Regions from separate parts of the Homo sapiens genome. Here region 1 is linked to region 2. A link is a loop called in an ENCODE intact Hi-C map of the cell type or tissue named here. Cell type or tissue: IMR-90. All regions are shown on one strand. Links, peaks and the distances in the headings refer to the core of each region. The heading gives the core; the rest is flanking DNA. Region 1 overlaps SMIM15-AS1 (SMIM15 antisense RNA 1). Region 2 overlaps LOC105378993 (a long non-coding RNA gene).

The links. A loop is a pair of places that touch in the nucleus more often than their neighbours do. Peaks named below come from ENCODE experiments on the same cell type or tissue, not always from the same donor. Only the 100,000 strongest peaks of a DNase experiment are listed, where the experiment ranks them.
Region 1: a loop joins it to region 2, with 1.9 times the contacts of the local background. A loop is called at or near these places in 5 of 110 quality-filtered maps.

Annotation. Positions count from the first base shown.
Region 1 is chr5:61,178,661-61,187,050 of GRCh38, reverse strand. SMIM15-AS1 (SMIM15 antisense RNA 1) reads right to left here. Exons shown (of 4, transcript NR_109908.1): 2 at 7,224-7,347; 3 at 6,613-6,699. Among named protein-coding and RNA genes, the nearest start is that of SMIM15, 20 kb to the right of the region's middle. In IMR-90, for the core only: no CTCF peak of the experiment used is centred there; no DNase peak of the experiment used is centred there; H3K4me3 peaks cover 579 bases; H3K27ac peaks cover 589 bases.
Region 2 is chr5:61,298,427-61,306,816 of GRCh38, reverse strand. LOC105378993 (a long non-coding RNA gene) reads left to right here. Exons shown (of 3, transcript XR_948365.2): 3 at 834-901. Among named protein-coding and RNA genes, the nearest start is that of ZSWIM6, 30 kb to the left of the region's middle. In IMR-90, for the core only: a CTCF peak has its summit at 5,306; DNase peaks (open chromatin) are centred at 1,666, 1,996, 4,846, 8,046 and 1 weaker place; H3K4me3 peaks cover 204 bases; H3K27ac peaks cover 5,362 bases.

The DNA.
Region 1 (8,390 bases), core at 88-8,087, 120 kb after region 2:
ATCCAATCCCCTCCAACCAGTTCTCTCCCCCAACATTGGGAATTACAATTCAACATGATATTTTGGTGGGGACACAGAGCCAAGCCATATCACCATGCAATGGGGGCAGTCTGGCATATGGTATCAGCCTGGGTAGTGTAAGGAGGGCATGCATTGAGGGGTAGAAGGGGAAGTAGCACTTGCTGCCCTTGGCAGAGTTTCAGACCCCAAGGGAGGTGAAGAGGGCACTTGTATTGGAGAGGCAGCAGCGGCAAAAGAAGATGGGTTATATATAGAGACATTAACCAAATAAGGAAGTACGTGAAAGATGATGGGAGAGGGGTTTCTCATTGTCAGGGTAGGGAGTTACAGGTATGGAAAGGATGAAAACTAGAATAGACTTTGTGGTGTTGGACTGGAATTGAGGGTATTGGTATGAACTGTGTATCTGTTAAAGAAATGGACATCACAGTTTATAATCTTCCCAAAAAGAAAACTCCAAGCACAGATGGCTTCAGGGTAAATTCTCCCAAACATTTAATGAATAAATAACAATTTTACTCAAACATTTCCAAAAATAGAGCAGAAAATACAAAGATATTACAGCAAAGGAAACTACAAACCAGTATCCCTTATGAACATAGATGTAAAAATTCTAAACAAAATTTTAGAGTATCAAATACAATATATTAAAGGGATAAAAGGATAGTACGTCATAACCAAGTGGGGTTCATCTGAAAAATGTAGGATTGGTTTAACATTAGAAAATCAATCAATGGAATTCATCATGCTAATACACTAAAAGAGAAAAACATGATTATCTCAACAGATGAAGAAAAGGCATTTGACAAAATCCTGCTAAGATTCTGTTCTTAAAGATTCATCAAGCACAACCTGTGTTGAGAAGGATCATTTGAGAGGGAGGAACATTGATAATTGTCTATTCTTCCAAGATATTCAAAGCTGGGACTCCACAGCCATTATGGTTACATGTTGCTCAAGCATATATTCTAACTTTCACTTACCTCTTACCTAAATGCATTAGATTATCATTTACCTTGTTGTTTCCCAAACTCTGTTGCTTGAAACACCAGCATTCCTTGAAATATAAGGCCCTTTTTGGAACCTCAAGACGTACATTAACATATTAAAGTTCTAAGTCCCGGGAAGAAACCATATCCAAGATCTTTTTATTTCATGTGAATTTTGACCATTGCTGTCTTATCAAGGGAACTTGCTGATAGAAGCATTTTATTTTGACCCATCCATCCATTCTTGCTTATATATTATATAATATGTATAGGAGCTTGTAAAATAATAGCATGGCTAGAGCAGGCTGGGAAAACTTGGTGGAAGGGTAAACGTCCTGGACTCTTGCCTGCTGCCAGTTTACAGTAATCTTCCTTAAACACCACTTTTCTTCCAATGCTCCTCTGCCTGTATAACTTCCTACACACACCAACTCTATACCCCACCATGGAAATTAGTAACTTTTCTTAGATATTTTTCCAATTCTTTGGTTTTAATATCTTTTAAATTCATAAAAGAATCTAAAATGCTTAATTTAGATTAATAAAAACAATATGTTGTCAAGAAAATATTTTAAAGCCACAGAAGAGATCAATGAAAAAGATAACTTTCAGTTGTCCTGGAGAAGCCCTTTAAGGGGTTTCTCTATATATACCCAGAGAAAGCAACGTGGTGAAAATGAAATTTCTACTGGTGTTTGCTAATACAGTGTTTCTTTCTATAAGCATGGAAAACATATTAAAGAGAACTGTGTCCTGTGAGAGGTGAATTTATTAAGAAGCTGGGCATCAAGTCATAAACCTACCACTGGAAAGTAAAATAAAAAGGGAAACCCAGCAGAGCATTTTCCTTTTGTGTGCTCAAGGCATTAGTGAATTATTCTTTGTGCAAAGCACTGCACATCTGGGAAGTGAATAGTTTAAATAAAGTAGTAATATATTTAAGAGCACCTTTTGAAAGTTACAATCCCCAAGGAAGATAAACCATAAGAATCCTTTCATTGCAAAAAAGAATTCATTTGTTATAACAAAGGAGCAAAATGGAGCGTGGTATGTGTAATATGCTGAATGTACAAAAAACAGCATTCTCGCTCAGTCTGATCCTGCATAAGTAATTTTTCAATTAAAGTGCCTTTTCCTCAACACTTGAAATAGTTCTTGGATGAGTTGTAAAGTACTCATGTTAACTGCATTAGGCCAATGGTCATTTAGTGTAAACAGGAACAAGATTTCAGCTAAGCTAGAACAGTGTGACAAACATTATTTTGATTCTTCCTGTGAAGCTTTAGAACAAAGCTTATAAAAGCAGAAAGATATTGAAATCAATTTACAATGATCTGGCCTTAGCTGGCAAAATCAGGCCAAGCCCTAAAATACATATGCTTTGAAGCACAAGTCCATTAGAAAATATACATTTGCATCTTAATATACTATCTATTTTGTCTTCCAGGTTCAAAAGGCAAACAAAAGGCCCAAATTATAATTATTAATGGCCTCAGAAATACATTAATATTATCTATACTAAGAACATGTATAGAGGAATAATGTTGTAAGAAAAATTGTGAAGAACACAGAATATTACATGGATTCATCAAAACTATTATTTTCTATCTTTCAGGATAGAGGCTTTCAAAACAGAAACAGTTTTAAGTTAAAGGAATCCATCTTTTCCCCCTTTTTAGAATAAAGGAAAAATTAAAGTTCTGGACATCTGAAAAGTTATATGCATTTGTACAAATAATTTTACTCCAAAGTATATTTGTCAAGAGAATGCATATTTGGTTGGGATTCAGCATCTTAATAGCATTGCTATGGTCACTGTGAAGTACATTTAAAAAATGAAAGAATCCTTGCCCTCTAAGGACTTTTTATCCTGTTAATTTTAGAATTCTAGAAATAATACCAGATATGGTTTAAAACTAAAATGTATTTTATTTTCTTGGTGAAACATACTTGTAGACATTCATATTAAGCAAATGAAATGGTCATCTTTATATCCAGACAGCACCTACCATTAGAATAACAAAAAGAACAGCTGTTTTCCTCATTAGATTACTGGCTCACTAAATTTTCATTCAGAAAAAGACAGTTTCATTGACTTCTGTCATATTCCTTTTTACTGACTAGGACTATGTCCAACAGAAATGCAAGCCTATATGCACCAAGGGATAGCATAACTATATTCACAGGAACATTATCTGTAATGCAAACTGTAAGCAACCCAGATGTCCAACATAGTAGAATGGATAAATAAGTTGTCGTTTATTTAATGGAATACTACATAGCAATGAAAATGAACAGACTGCATCTACATTCAACATCATAGATAACAAGTGAAAGAAACAAGACAAAAGAATATATAAAGTATGACCTCATTCTGTAAAGTTTCCAGACACACAACACTAAACTCTATGGTTGTATATGGTACATATGGATGCACATCCAAGTGGTAAACTGTAAAGAAAAGCAATAAATGATTACTTTAAAAGTAAGATTAGGCTGGGCACGGTGGCTGATGCCTGTAATACTAGCACTTTGGGAGGCTGTGGCGGGCGGATCACCTAAGGTCAGGAGTTCAAGACTAGCCTGGCCAACATGGCGAAAACCCATCTCTACTAAAAATACAAAAATTAGCACAGCATGGTGGCACATGCCTGTAATCCCAGCTACTCGGGAGGCTGAGGCAGGAGAATCACTTGAACCCAGGAGGCAGAGATTGCAGTGAACCGAGATTGCACCACTCTAGCTTGGGTGACAGAGTCAGACTCTCTCTCAAAAAAAAAAAAAAAAAGAAAAGTAAGATTAGAACTTACTCAGGGAATAGGAATCGAGCTTGGTGAGAGGGTTGTGACTGGAAAGAGATCCATGAGACTTCTGACATGCTAGTTAAATTCTTCTTTTCTTCTCCTCCTTCTCCACCTACTTATTTTTACCATGGGTGGCACTTACAAAGTGTATTAATTCTTACAACCATTTGTAAGCTGTATATGTCATATGTTATCACTTTCTTGTATGTTACACTTCATAGTAAAACACGTTTTTTTAAAAAAAACCCAAGGATTACTACACTAAATAATACACACACACACACACACACACGCACACACACACACACACACACACACACATACACACATTCTAATTGGCTTCAAAGAGAAAAGAAAAAATCCTGATTTTATATTAGACTTCCCTTGTTCTCCTTCTCTTCTGCTGAGCACATATTAAGTGTTCAAATGTACTTACCAACTAAAGAGATAAGAGTTTCAAAGTGCATCAAAATGTACCATTCAGTGTCATGCGTGTTATTTGAGAGCTTCAAAGACTTATGTGGGTTTTTTAGCTGATGGTGGAATTGCATGTACGTATTCCTATTGTCTCTTGTGTCTATGTTGACAACACTAGCTGATATATGACTATGCAGAAATAGTGCTTGAAAAAAATGGGCAACTTCCTGTGCTTACAGCTGTAACACAGAAGCAGCTCAACTTTGATTTTACACCTATGGCCTGCCCCTAAGTTTCCTGCTTCCATCATTACTGTGGATTCTAATCTTAGGAAAAGTCTGCCTCTTTGAAAAAACAAATATACAAACCTGAGCTAACCCAGCCATGTCAACCTATAGTATTATTTATCTGACTTAAGCCTTAATCAACCAATTTTTCTTCATGCTCCTGAATTAGTTGGGTACTAGGTTATTGTGTTACCAAATTAGCTCCCTTTCAACTACCCTGACTGAAACCTGTAACAAATTCTAATTACTGGTGATGGGATATTCTTAGAGCCTCTTTCAGCAAATATCCCAATAAAAATCTTGGTTAACAGACTGACAATATCAAACTCTGACATATTATACAAGAAAGAAACTCAGTTGACCAATTGCCCATCTCTTTACTCCAGAATGGATTTTCTAAAGGAGCACAGAAAATCTATACGGCAATTTTATTCTCCCCTCTGTAATCATTGGTATTCTCTAGCTCCTGGGTAGGTCAAAATCAATTTAACATTTAAAAGTCCCTAAGGCCATGAACAGTGGCTCACGCTTGTAATCCCAGCACTTAGGGAGGCAGAGGTGGGAGAATAGCTCAAGTACAGGAGTTCGAGACCTGCTTGGGCAACGTGGAGAGATTCCATTCTCTGAAAAAAGGGGGGAAAAAAAGATAAAAATACTTGAATCTGGTCTATGTTCTCAGAAAGTTGAATTTTATTTTTCAAAATCGATACCACTTAGTAATGTTCTGATGCAAACAATATTGAAGGCAATACAGCTCACTCTTTATCATCCAAAGGTTTATCCACAGCACAGCTTACTTACTTCAAGCAAACCTTGATCCAAAGATTGGTAAAATAATTAACAATATTCCTTAAGTCACATGTGGTCAACAGTCTGTCTACTTAATCTATCATCCAGAATCAAGGCCTTAAAGGCAAAATAATTATTTGTCTCCCTTTATTCTGGCAAATATAAATATTGAATGAAAATGGGCATCTCTTTTTAGTCTGGTGCTTTATTTCAGCCTGAGTTATACTTTCTCTCGTTTTTTAAATAAGGTAAATAGGAATGACTTCTGCAAGGGGGAAGGATAAAAGACAGAGATATAGAACAAAGATCTGGAACAATCTTATAAAGTTACTTTATTCTACTAAAACAATGTCTAAATTATAGCCTAATACTTGACTCCAAAATACTATGGCTCAAAGGATATTTCTCCAAATATAATTACATACTGTAAGAACGTGATATGACAGAGCAAATATAGGCCATAACTGGTAACCCTATTCTCCAACATCACTGTTATAAGTGGGACATCTCTGAATTAGAGTTTCCCAAACTATCATGCCCATTCAAATACATATTCCAAGCCTCATTTAATACTGAAATTATGTCGGGATTAGTTACTGTTTGGCTGATGCATACCATGTTTACTTTCACTTTTAATGAAATGAAAACTGACATATAGCATATAACATTTCCTGTGGGAACAGAAGCCAATGTGATCTAGGACAAAATGTAAACTTCCTACATTTAAAAAAAGCATTTTAACAAAAGAGGAATGAAAATACCACTTTACATTTGTGAGTAACTGGGATTCAAACTGAAAGCCCGCTGATTCCATGCCACAGCTGTCCTTAGTTTCCTTAATAATGATTTATCCAAAATCTTCATATGATAAAAGTGATTTTAGTAAGTAACTGTAACATCTCAGGCTTTTGTTTATCATGAGACAGACATGTATTCTCACTTTTTTTCTACCCTCTGCCCCCAATAATCACTTATAGAATAAAATCTGAGTTAAAAAAGCCATGCATTTTCCAACCAAACATCTTCCCTGACAAATATTATTTGAAATTAGATTACAGCTATGTGCCTTCTTTTTCCACTCCTCAGTGGCAGTTAGTGGCAGAAAACAGATGATCAAAGCAAGAGTGGGATTATAATTTGCACATATTAGCATAGATTATTTTAATTGAATACAAGTCCAGAAATTACGTATAAATGGTTTCTAAATCAAATATGGTTTACAATTAATGAAGTACTTATATTAGGTTGGTGCAATTACCAAAAACCACAATTACTTTTGCACCAACCTCATAGTAAGAAGCTTACCTGTTAATTCGCTAAAGTCAAGATCACACCTATTCAGATAATCATAACCATCTAGCAGCTTCAGTTGCAATATTTCTTCTATCTCTCCTAAGATACAGAGAGCAAAATCATTATTTTATTGGATTACTTTAGTTTTTTAATTTTTTAAGACAATATGTGATTATTTGTACAATGCTAGAGCTCTGAGTTGTGATAAAGGCTATGGTAAACAATCGGTGTTATATCATGCCTCCCTCAGTTTTTGGACAGCCAGTGGTTGCTTAAATAAATAACTAATGTGCTGTGTATACACAGAAAATAAAAATTTTAATACCTATCTTTGTGTCAAATTGTGTTTCTTTAAAGAAGGCAAATAGACAATTCTCACTCAACACACATAATACCCCTGAGTTAGATATTTTAAAGATGTTCTTGAACTCAAAGAAGGAATTCTAAAACAATCACCCAAGCATGAAAAAAAAATATCATCTTGGCACACCAGAGTTTCCTAAAACTACTGCATAAGAAACTAAAACTGGAAGACAAAAATCTTTGACATAAAACTTTTGTTATCAGGAAAAATATAACAAATAACAATTCACAAAATTTGCAAAAATCTATTTTACACCCACCTGTGGTCCTTAATATATTCATTGTTGCTTTTCAGTGATGGGATTCTCTCTCATTTAGTGGCCCTGCTTAGGCTCAGATGTCCAGAGGTCTCTACGAATCAGGTGGAGGAAGATGATGGAGAAGCTGGATAGGAGAGAACATCATGCCAAGGGCAGGGCTGGGTAGTGAACACGCCACAGCTGTGCCGACTTAGAATCCTCAAGTAACACAGTTGTCTAGGTCAGTGGTTCCTAAGCTTGTCTACAAATAGGAATCATCCTGGGAGTTAAAGCGCTCCTGACGCCTGTGTCCCACCTCGAGAAATAGTGATTTAATTGGTTTGGGATATGTCCCGGGCTTTGGCATTTTAGAGATCTCCAGGCAATTCTAATTTGTAGGCAAGTTTGGTCACAACTGGTTTATATTATTTTATACTTCGAAAAATTAGGTTCATGTCCATTTTAGTATGCTTCTTATATCAGTCTCAGGGCATTTGGGGAAATCTAGATGACTACTTGTTCTAGAATATTCCCATCACTGTAAATCCATGGAGGTAAACCAAGATCCAAAAGCAAAACTGCAATATAATTGAATTATTTATCATTGTCAAAAGGAGAATAAAAGTAGGAAATATAAAGGCATTAGAATAAGCTAAATTTTATAAAATGTTTCTTCAAGACAAGAATTATTAGTGTATGGATTTTTTTTCCAAACCCAAGCCCTAGAAACTTTCTTCTGTTTGCCACTCTAAAACCAGACAGAAAAATTAGAGAACAGTCTATAATAATCTGGGTTTAAGTAATGACCTGGATTTGTATGACCTAGTCTAGCTTTCCACCTTATCAGATGTACCAGGGGCAACTGCTGGAACGAGGAAGAAGGAATTGGGTATTACACATGAATAAACTTGCGGAGAAGCTAAGTTCATTAATGTTCTGTTGGCAGGAATCAAAATGACTTAGAAGCAGCCAAGCTGAATTACAGGTTTGATTTACTTAAGAGTTACAAGTTATGTGGACATCAGCATTTTTTTATACCAGCCTCTAGGCAGCCTTGATATCGAGACCTCATAATCCTGCCTTTCACAGTAAGATCCAGTTGTATTTCCCTGTGGCTTCTCCACTCTTGTGGGGGTATACGAGCTGTGAGTACAGAAGACATAAAATAGTTTTAAAAGTTCAAAAGTA
Region 2 (8,390 bases), core at 364-8,363:
CTCAGGCTGTCTTCTGTCAACATACCTATCTCTTCCTTTTACTCATACACATTTTCTTATCACTATCTGATGTGTTTTGTCCCTTCCACTAAGCTGTGAAGTTCCTGAAGCCAAAGAATGGGTCTTGTTCCACCAGAGGGTGGCCAGCACCTCCATGCTAATACCAGGGACAGGGGAGTTATCCCACATCGCTGAGCTTGCATTACTTGTTTTGTTATCACTCTGGATCAAGATTCTCTCCCTTAGATTGTGAAATTTGAGAGAGCAGGACCTCAGTTAGTGAAAAATGCAAGTGACTCCCTGCCAGAGTCAGCTTCACTAGTGGATCCAGGAAGCAGCCACATCTAGGGTGTGTGATTTGAGGGGTTTTGGAAACACCTTCCACCCTCAACTTCTAAAATTCCACCAACTGTCACTTTTTTCACTTACTGTTTTGAGCCTTTTTCAAATACGAAGTCATACATGTAGTGTGACTTTAAAACCTTTTAATGATCTTCATATAATTTATATAACTTATCATGTTACTGCTTAGAGTAGATAAAGGAAAGATACTGAGTGTGGGAAAAGGAGGAGATATGACCAGAAAGGTGGGAGGGAAGTTTGGATGTCAGTCGGCCCTAATCACACCAAAATCTTTTCAATAATGTGTGATGGTGTTGTTATGAAGCATTTCTCTCTATCCAAAAGCACAGCAGATTCTTTGTGTATTGACTAGAATATGAATAAGATTGGGTGCATTTAAAGAGTGCTCACTGTATGCCAGCGAGTGCTCTAAATGCCTATGAGCAACCCAGTAGACCCTGCAACTCCCTGTTATCCTTCCAATTTTACAGATGAGAAAACAGAGGGATGGGGGATCCAAAAGTCACCAAGGCAAGAAGGTGGCAGACCAAGAAGAAGAGTAAGAATTACTGACACTTTTATTTTTATTCCTTTTTTTTTTTTTTTTTTTTTTTGAGACAAGGTATCACTCTGTTTCCCCAGCTGGAGGGCAGTACTGCCATCATAGCTCACTGCAGCCTTGAACTTCTGGACTCAAGGGATCCTTCCTACTCTGTCTCTTGAGTAGCTGGGATTACAGGAAAGAGCCACCATGCCTGTTTGATATTTTTAAAAAGAAATTTTTGTAGACGCAGGTCTCGCTATGTTGCCCAAGCTGATCTCAGACTCCTGGACTCAAACAATCCTCCCACCTTGGCCTCCCAAATTTCAGGGGTTGGGAGCCTCACTCATTATTATCTTTGAAATAATTAAGCTCACCTTCCCTCATCCCTTTCCCACATTCACCCTCATGATTTTCATCCTTCTCCCCTCTTGCCACTTACCTTAGATAATCCTAATGAATCCTAAATGTGGGAAATAAAGTTTCACCTAAGGAGGCAAAAACGATGTTCTTGGCATACATAAGGTCCTCCTACAAAGAAGAGTTTTCAAGAAATGGCAACCAATATGCTGTCATTGACAACACTTTTTAAAATGTAAATTGTGATTCAATACTTTAAAAGTACCCAGGGATTCCTCTAAATTGCAATACGCCCATTGGGGTGATTCCCCGCCCCCCCCCCCACACACACTATTGACTAAACAGAGATTATAACCATGGCAACCTTTACATCACTTGACACATGAATATGGAGCACAGCCTTCCTGGTGGGGAGGTGTGCTGCTCTGTGTATGTACCCTGTATGCTGTTATAAGACGTGTGTAAACAGACACTCACGTGACTCAGCCAACAACTTCTTTTCCTTAAAGAGGATGGGTTGAGAAAGTTCATCCTGTGGCTCTGACTAGAGAAGATAGAGTCCTTATTAACCTTTAGATTAGAAAAATTAAATATATTTGTTTCCTAGAATCTAGGTGATTGCCCAATAAATAGGAGGAGAACAAGTTAAAGTTAAAAAAAGAAAAGCAGATAAATAGCAGAGCAAGAGGCAGGATGCATCATGCCTCGGTCACTACATGTTTGCAGGGTTTTGTTAAAGACAATGGTATGACGTTGAAACTTGGATTGCCTTGAGTACACCCTCACAGCGCTGCTCGTGGGGCAAGCATGCCTGGGAGATGACCTGGGGCACCACGCCCTGCCTATCTCAGACAAGGAACTCCAGGCAGCAGTGGCGAAGCTAAGCAGCTCCATCCTTAAGGGGCGGAGGCCGGCTCATATTTGCCTATTAGGGCCGTGGGACGCCGAGGTTCTGCTGGGTCCCTCCTGGAAATAGATCCTTCCCAGCCAGCACCCGAAGTCAGCAGCAGAGGGCAAAGCACCTGGGCTTTATTTAGCTCCAAGCTCCACGATCCTCCTGGTGAGTTTGAGCCTAAGGGGTTTTTACATGTAGTGTGACTTAAAACCTTTTAGCAATCTTCATATAATTTATATAAAAGAAATAGCTCTTTAGCCAGTGTGGTGGCTCATGCCTGTAATTCCACCTACTGGAGAGGCTGAGGCAGGAGGATTGCTTGAGCCCAGGAGTTGGAGACCAACTTGGGCAACATAGTGAGACCCTTGTCTCTAAAAAAAAATGTTTTTTAAGTAGCCGAGTGTGATGGTGTGTGCTTAGTGTCCCAGCCACTTGGGAGGCTGAAGCGGAAGGATCCTTTGAGCCCAGGAGTTCAAAGCTTCAGGGAGCTATGATCGAACCAACTGCACTCCTGCCTGGGTGACAGAGTGAGATCCTGTCTCTGAAAAGAAAGAAAGAAAAGAAAAGAAATAGCTCTTTGAAGCAAACCTCTTAAACCTTTAAAAATTGTCTTTGTAACTTGGGGGCTTGTTTGAGTCCAGGAGTTTGAGATCAGCTTGGGCAGCATAGCAAGACCTGTGTCTACAAAAATTTCTTTTTTAAAAAATCAAACGGATAAGGTGGCTCTTTCCTGTAATCCCAGCTACTCGGGAGACAGAGTAGGAAGGATCCCTTGAGCCCAGGAGTGCCAGGATGCAGTGAGCTATGATGGCACCACTGCCCTCCAGCCTGGGCAACAGAGTGATACCTCATCTCAAAAATTATCTTTGTAACTTGGGTTGACTAATCTCTATTATGAACTATGCAGGGAATTCACCAAATTTATCCTTTCCTTTAATTTTTATCACGAGGCTATGTTTTATGTTCTTGTACAAAGATAGTGTAGATTCAACTTACTGACATTTTTGGAGGCTTGGAACTACCAATAAAGCACTGATAATTATTGTGCTTTACTCTTGAGCTTGTAAAATGCAAGTAGTATGTTTTTAACTTTGAATGAAAACTTTCACTTTCGTGAGGACCTTGGCTTGCAGCTATATCGAGTGCTACAAAAAAATGCTGATAGCTCCTTAGGCTGGACATCCTCTACTTTTTCTCAGCCACGAGTTTTAGACATGCAGTAAGGATTCTTCCTTAAAAAAAAAAGAAAAGATTCTATCTACAGTTAACAAAAGTTAGAGGGGTTCTTTTTAATTCTGGAAGGAAAAGGAACTTTTTTTTGGAGAATATCTCAACCCACGCATAGTAATAAGCACATTATATAATACTTTCAGATACTAACCTTCATTTTCTCTTTCTTAAAGAACTGGTGGTAACCCTTCACTGATGGAGAGAGGGAAATGTAATTGTTCACACTTACTCTGGAGAACTTTTGAACATTTCATGAGGTCTTATTATTAGCTCTGCAATGACATGTCAGCTTCTGTCTTCAGGATGTTTAATTAGAGATTCATTTCTTTTTGAAAGTGCTGTGTTTAGGCACTGAGTCCTATTCAACTTTTTCCCAGGGAAGGCTTTACATCCCTCTGAAATAGCTATTACTGAGTGATGCTGCAGCTCTTGGTGTCTCTAACCTGGGCACTCTGTTTGCAGCCATATGCCCTTACTACTGAAGACCACAGTTCTCTCTCAGCACTGTGGCAAAGGCAGAGGCATTTAAAAAGCCCTACCTAATGGGAATATTTTCTTCCTGCTTGGAGTTTGAGTGTAAATGGTTCCTTCACGGGATGAATTATGAATGAGATCATTAACTAGCCCTTGTCTGTTACCCAAGGTATTGCTGTTTGAAAACTTCATGTTCAATATCACCCTGAGTGCACGAAACCCAGGCCTTGAGGAAATGCTGACATATTAAAGGCAGTATAGATGAAGTGGGTGGGCCATCAGGTCATTTAGCCTCAAGCTCAAGGAGGCCCTAGACTGTGGCTGCCATTCTGCAGCAAATTTGTTTAGGAAAACAGAGTGCATCTCATCCTAACATAGATCCTAAATTAAATCCATCAAACTGTCAACTCTCACTATACCGGCAGGAGAAAGGCCAGATACAGTAGTAAGGGGCATCGGAATCTGTAAGCTTCTTTCTTTGTCCTTTCTGAGGCTCTTAGACAGTCCACATACCTGTTGATGCAGTAATACTTTGCCAATTCTTACAACTGTCACTAGTTAGATTTTGTTATACCTGCTGTCATCAGTCAACAAACCTCTCTTGTTGGTAAGGTATGTCAAAGGCCATGACAATACCAGAGATGAATATGAAGTGTTCCAACAGCAAAAAGAAGTATCTGTCACCCACATTGCTGACCTGTTGGTAAGAAAAGGCATATGAAGATGTAGCGCTGGCTGGAAAGAGGGGCGCCACCAGATGATAGACAGCTGATCCCTAGCAGAGGTCTGCGTTACCTGCAGGGGTGAGCTGAGCCCTGGCTCTTGGGAGAACTGCTCTCTGCACTTGCAATCAGAGGCAGGGCACACAGAAGGGGCCCTGGGAGGCTGGGAGTATGCTCAGGCAAACGTGAAACTCAAGCCTGAAAGCTAAGCCCCAAATCCAAATATGCTGTTACGCAAAGCGTTCGCAGATTGGCTGGCGTTTGATTCTCGTATGAGGTTACTTGTTGGCTTGTGCTGAGTAATTCTCTGGCATGCCTGTGGCTTGTCAGTGGCATTCCTTCCTGAGTCACCACTGGACCCACAGCCTGGCTCAGGGAGCAAGGTCCAGCACTGTCCAAGAGCCTTTCTTTTCAGATGAATCCTAAAGCCCACTGTCCAGATTTGCAGATGTCACCACGCTTGCTTTTCCATCTTCAGAGATGAGCTGGTAGGCATTTGCAGTGAGGAAGGACTTGAGGAAACATTTTGGGGGTTGCACCTAACTGTTGAAGTGATGAATATTTGTCTGTCATCAGCTGGATGAGAAGAGTTAAAATCCCTGCCAGAACTTTGGAGGCCTAGGGAGATGGCATCTCTCACAGGAGCAGCATTAGGCCAATTACAATGCTCAGCATTTCCCCCAACACCCTAGGTTCAGAGTTCTTTGCAATCAGTTTGTTTCCTTTAGCTGAGTTTCTTAAACACACATCACCCCTTGTGGAGCTCTCTGGGCCTCCACCCAAAAGCTAAAGGATACAAAGAGGCAGAAGAAAAGACTGAGCAGCAGACTCTACCCAAGAGGGAAACCAAGCCAAACATTTCAGCGTTTCATTATTCTCCAAAAGCCTGTCAATACTACAAAGGGGAAACTGGGAACAGCCAAAATGTGCAGCATAAAAGGTTGGCCACATAGATGATGGGAAAACAAGCCATCATTAAAATCGTGCTGTAGACTGTAGAAGAAACTTTAATGATGTGGAAAAATATAAACAATATATTGTTAAGTGAAGAAAGTTTTAAAATAGCATGGACAATATGATTATATTTTATGAATATATATGTATAGTTCCAGGTGATACACACATATAGAAAAAAAGACTGAAAGGATATCAATTAAAATGTTAATGGCAATATTTCTAAGTTGGGATGGACTGTAAGTGATGTTTCTCTTTTTTCTTCCAAATTTTCTATAATGAACATGTTTTAACTTTATTTTTTACATCTTTATTATTATCTTGATTATCAAATGAAACTTGCTCACAGTATGAGATTCAAACAATATAGAAATGTGTAAGATCTAAAGTAAAATTTCCTTCAATCCTGCCTAAGAGATAGTTTCTACCAAATCTATATTTCCAAAAATATTATGGAATGTTTATATATTAGAATTACACATAGTACTTCAACTTATCTTTTTTTTTCACTTAAAGTACCTGGGATATATTCCCAGGTATGTGTGAGTGGTTTCTTTCTTTTCTTTTTTAAGTCTATCAGCTAGATCTCTGGGAGGCCAGCAGGGAATGGGAGATTCTCCGGCCTTCCTGCTGCAGGTAGGCAAGGGAATGAATGGGCACTGGAGTCACAGATGCCAGAGCTGAAAGGAATATTAAATGGGGCTTAATTTAGCCCCCTTATTAAATGATGAAAAAATGAGGGTCCAGAGACCAGAATCCACATCTTCTAATTCCTCATCTAATATAGTTTTTACTATGCCACACTGCATACAGTATAAAACAGATATTAATAAGTGCTTTTCAAAGAGCTTCCACCTTGCCAACCTTTTGTTTCAGCCTTATCCTCCTTAGCTGTTTTTGTGCTGCTGATAAAGACATACCCGAAACTGGTCAATTTACAAAAGAAAGAGGTTTAATGGACTTACAGTTCCATGTGACTGGGAAAGCCTCACAATCATGGTGGAAGACAAGGAGAGGCAAGTCACATCTTAGATGGATGGCAGCAGGCAAAGAAAGAGTTTGTGCAGGAAAGCTCCCCTTATAGAACCATCAGCTCTCATGCAACTTATGTACTATCATGAGAACAGCACAGGAAAGACCTACCCCCATGATTCAATTACCTCCCACCAAGTCCCTCCCACAACATGTGGGAATTCAAGATGAGATTTGGGTGGGGACACAGCCAAACCATATCACCTCCCTTGAGCAAACTGGGGGAAGGGATCTTTCCCGTTTTAAAGATAATACTAGCCAACACTGGCTGGGCACCATGTGCCGGGTTCTAAGCCAAGCTATTTGCCTACATTCTCTCACATGTTCTCACATGAACTTTCTGAGTTGGTACTATTGTCATGCCCATTTTATAGATGAAAAAAATTAAGACTCAGAGACTTTGAGTAACTAGCCAAAGGCCCCACAGCTGAGACATGATGGAGCTAAGGCTTCAACCTATGTCTAGTCGTAGAATCCTTACTTTTAAACATTACACTCTATTTTTTGCAGGCTTAGCACATAAACTTTTCCCATACAACAAAATTTAATTACTCTTTCGCTTTTTCTTTTGTTGTTATCCAGTCCTTCTCAAATGAAGTGAAACAGGAATGACATTAGAAAATGCAATCTGGTGTCAAGCAGGGTTCAGGGGCCTCACTTGGTGTTCAGGACTCTGTGCCAAACACTGGGGTAAAAACAAAACAAAACAAAACAAAACACCCAGTTCCAACCACAGCTATTCTCACAGTTGGCAAAGGAGTCACCTGGCACTTTTCCTCTGGAGATTCAGCGTGTCCCATACAAGGTGGTAAACTGCTTGCTCCCCTGGTATTTTTATTTCTTATGTAATTGTGCACTCCTTTCAACTCGGCCAACACGTTAGCACTTGTAGGTAAAGCTGATCTTTTTTCAGTCAGACACACAATACACACTGAGTCATGTGTAAAAGGCTCGTACAATGTTTTTGTTGTGAACAGAGCCCCAAGGGCCTCGTCTTACAATCCTCACATGTGTGTGACCCTCATGAAGAGAGGGCTGCCTGGTGCTGCAGTGTGTGGTCTTCTGCACGCAACAGCAGGATATCTGGGTGCATGGTGAGCTCTCACCTCACCCACCCAACGCTGGCCTTCCATAAGCTGGTGGTATGGGACTCACCCAGACATTTGTACTGTAGCCTCTATCATTTGTTCACCTTCTCCTTCTTTCCCCTTCCAGTGCCTTCTCCCCTAGCCCCAAGCTTCTGTTAAATCTCTCTGCCTTACCCATTTTCTGATTTGTTTTCTCTCCTTGTGTCCTGGAAAGCTGCACTATCTCCACTATTGCTCCACAAAGCACAGCGCCGTTCCCCTTTCCCTTTCTCCTGTCTTCCGCAGAGCCTCTTCTCTGTTCCCGGCCCTGTCCCACATGCATCATTTCCTCTCCTTTCTCTGCTCTCCAGGCTCTCTGTCACTACTGTATCCGTTTTCAGCAAACAGGCTGCAGGTGCCATTCTGAATGTGGAGACTCTGTGTGTTGAAATGATTCAACACATTGACTCAGTGGCCTGCTGCTTGGGTAAACTTCCCAGCACTGCTATTTACTAACGAGATAACCTTGAGAAAGTTACTTAGCCAGTCTAAATCTCATGTTCCCCTCAAGTCAAATGGGGATAATGAAAAACTCTACTTCTTAGAATTGTTGTGAGCCTTATATTATGCTCCATAACCCTGGGGTTGGGGTTTCGGTTCCAGGGTTCCAGACTTGTATATGCCTTACTAGTTGGATGGTCTTGACCAAGATACTGACCTTCTCTCTGAGCAAGTGTCCTCACTTCTAAAGTGAGAGTGATAATAATAGGACC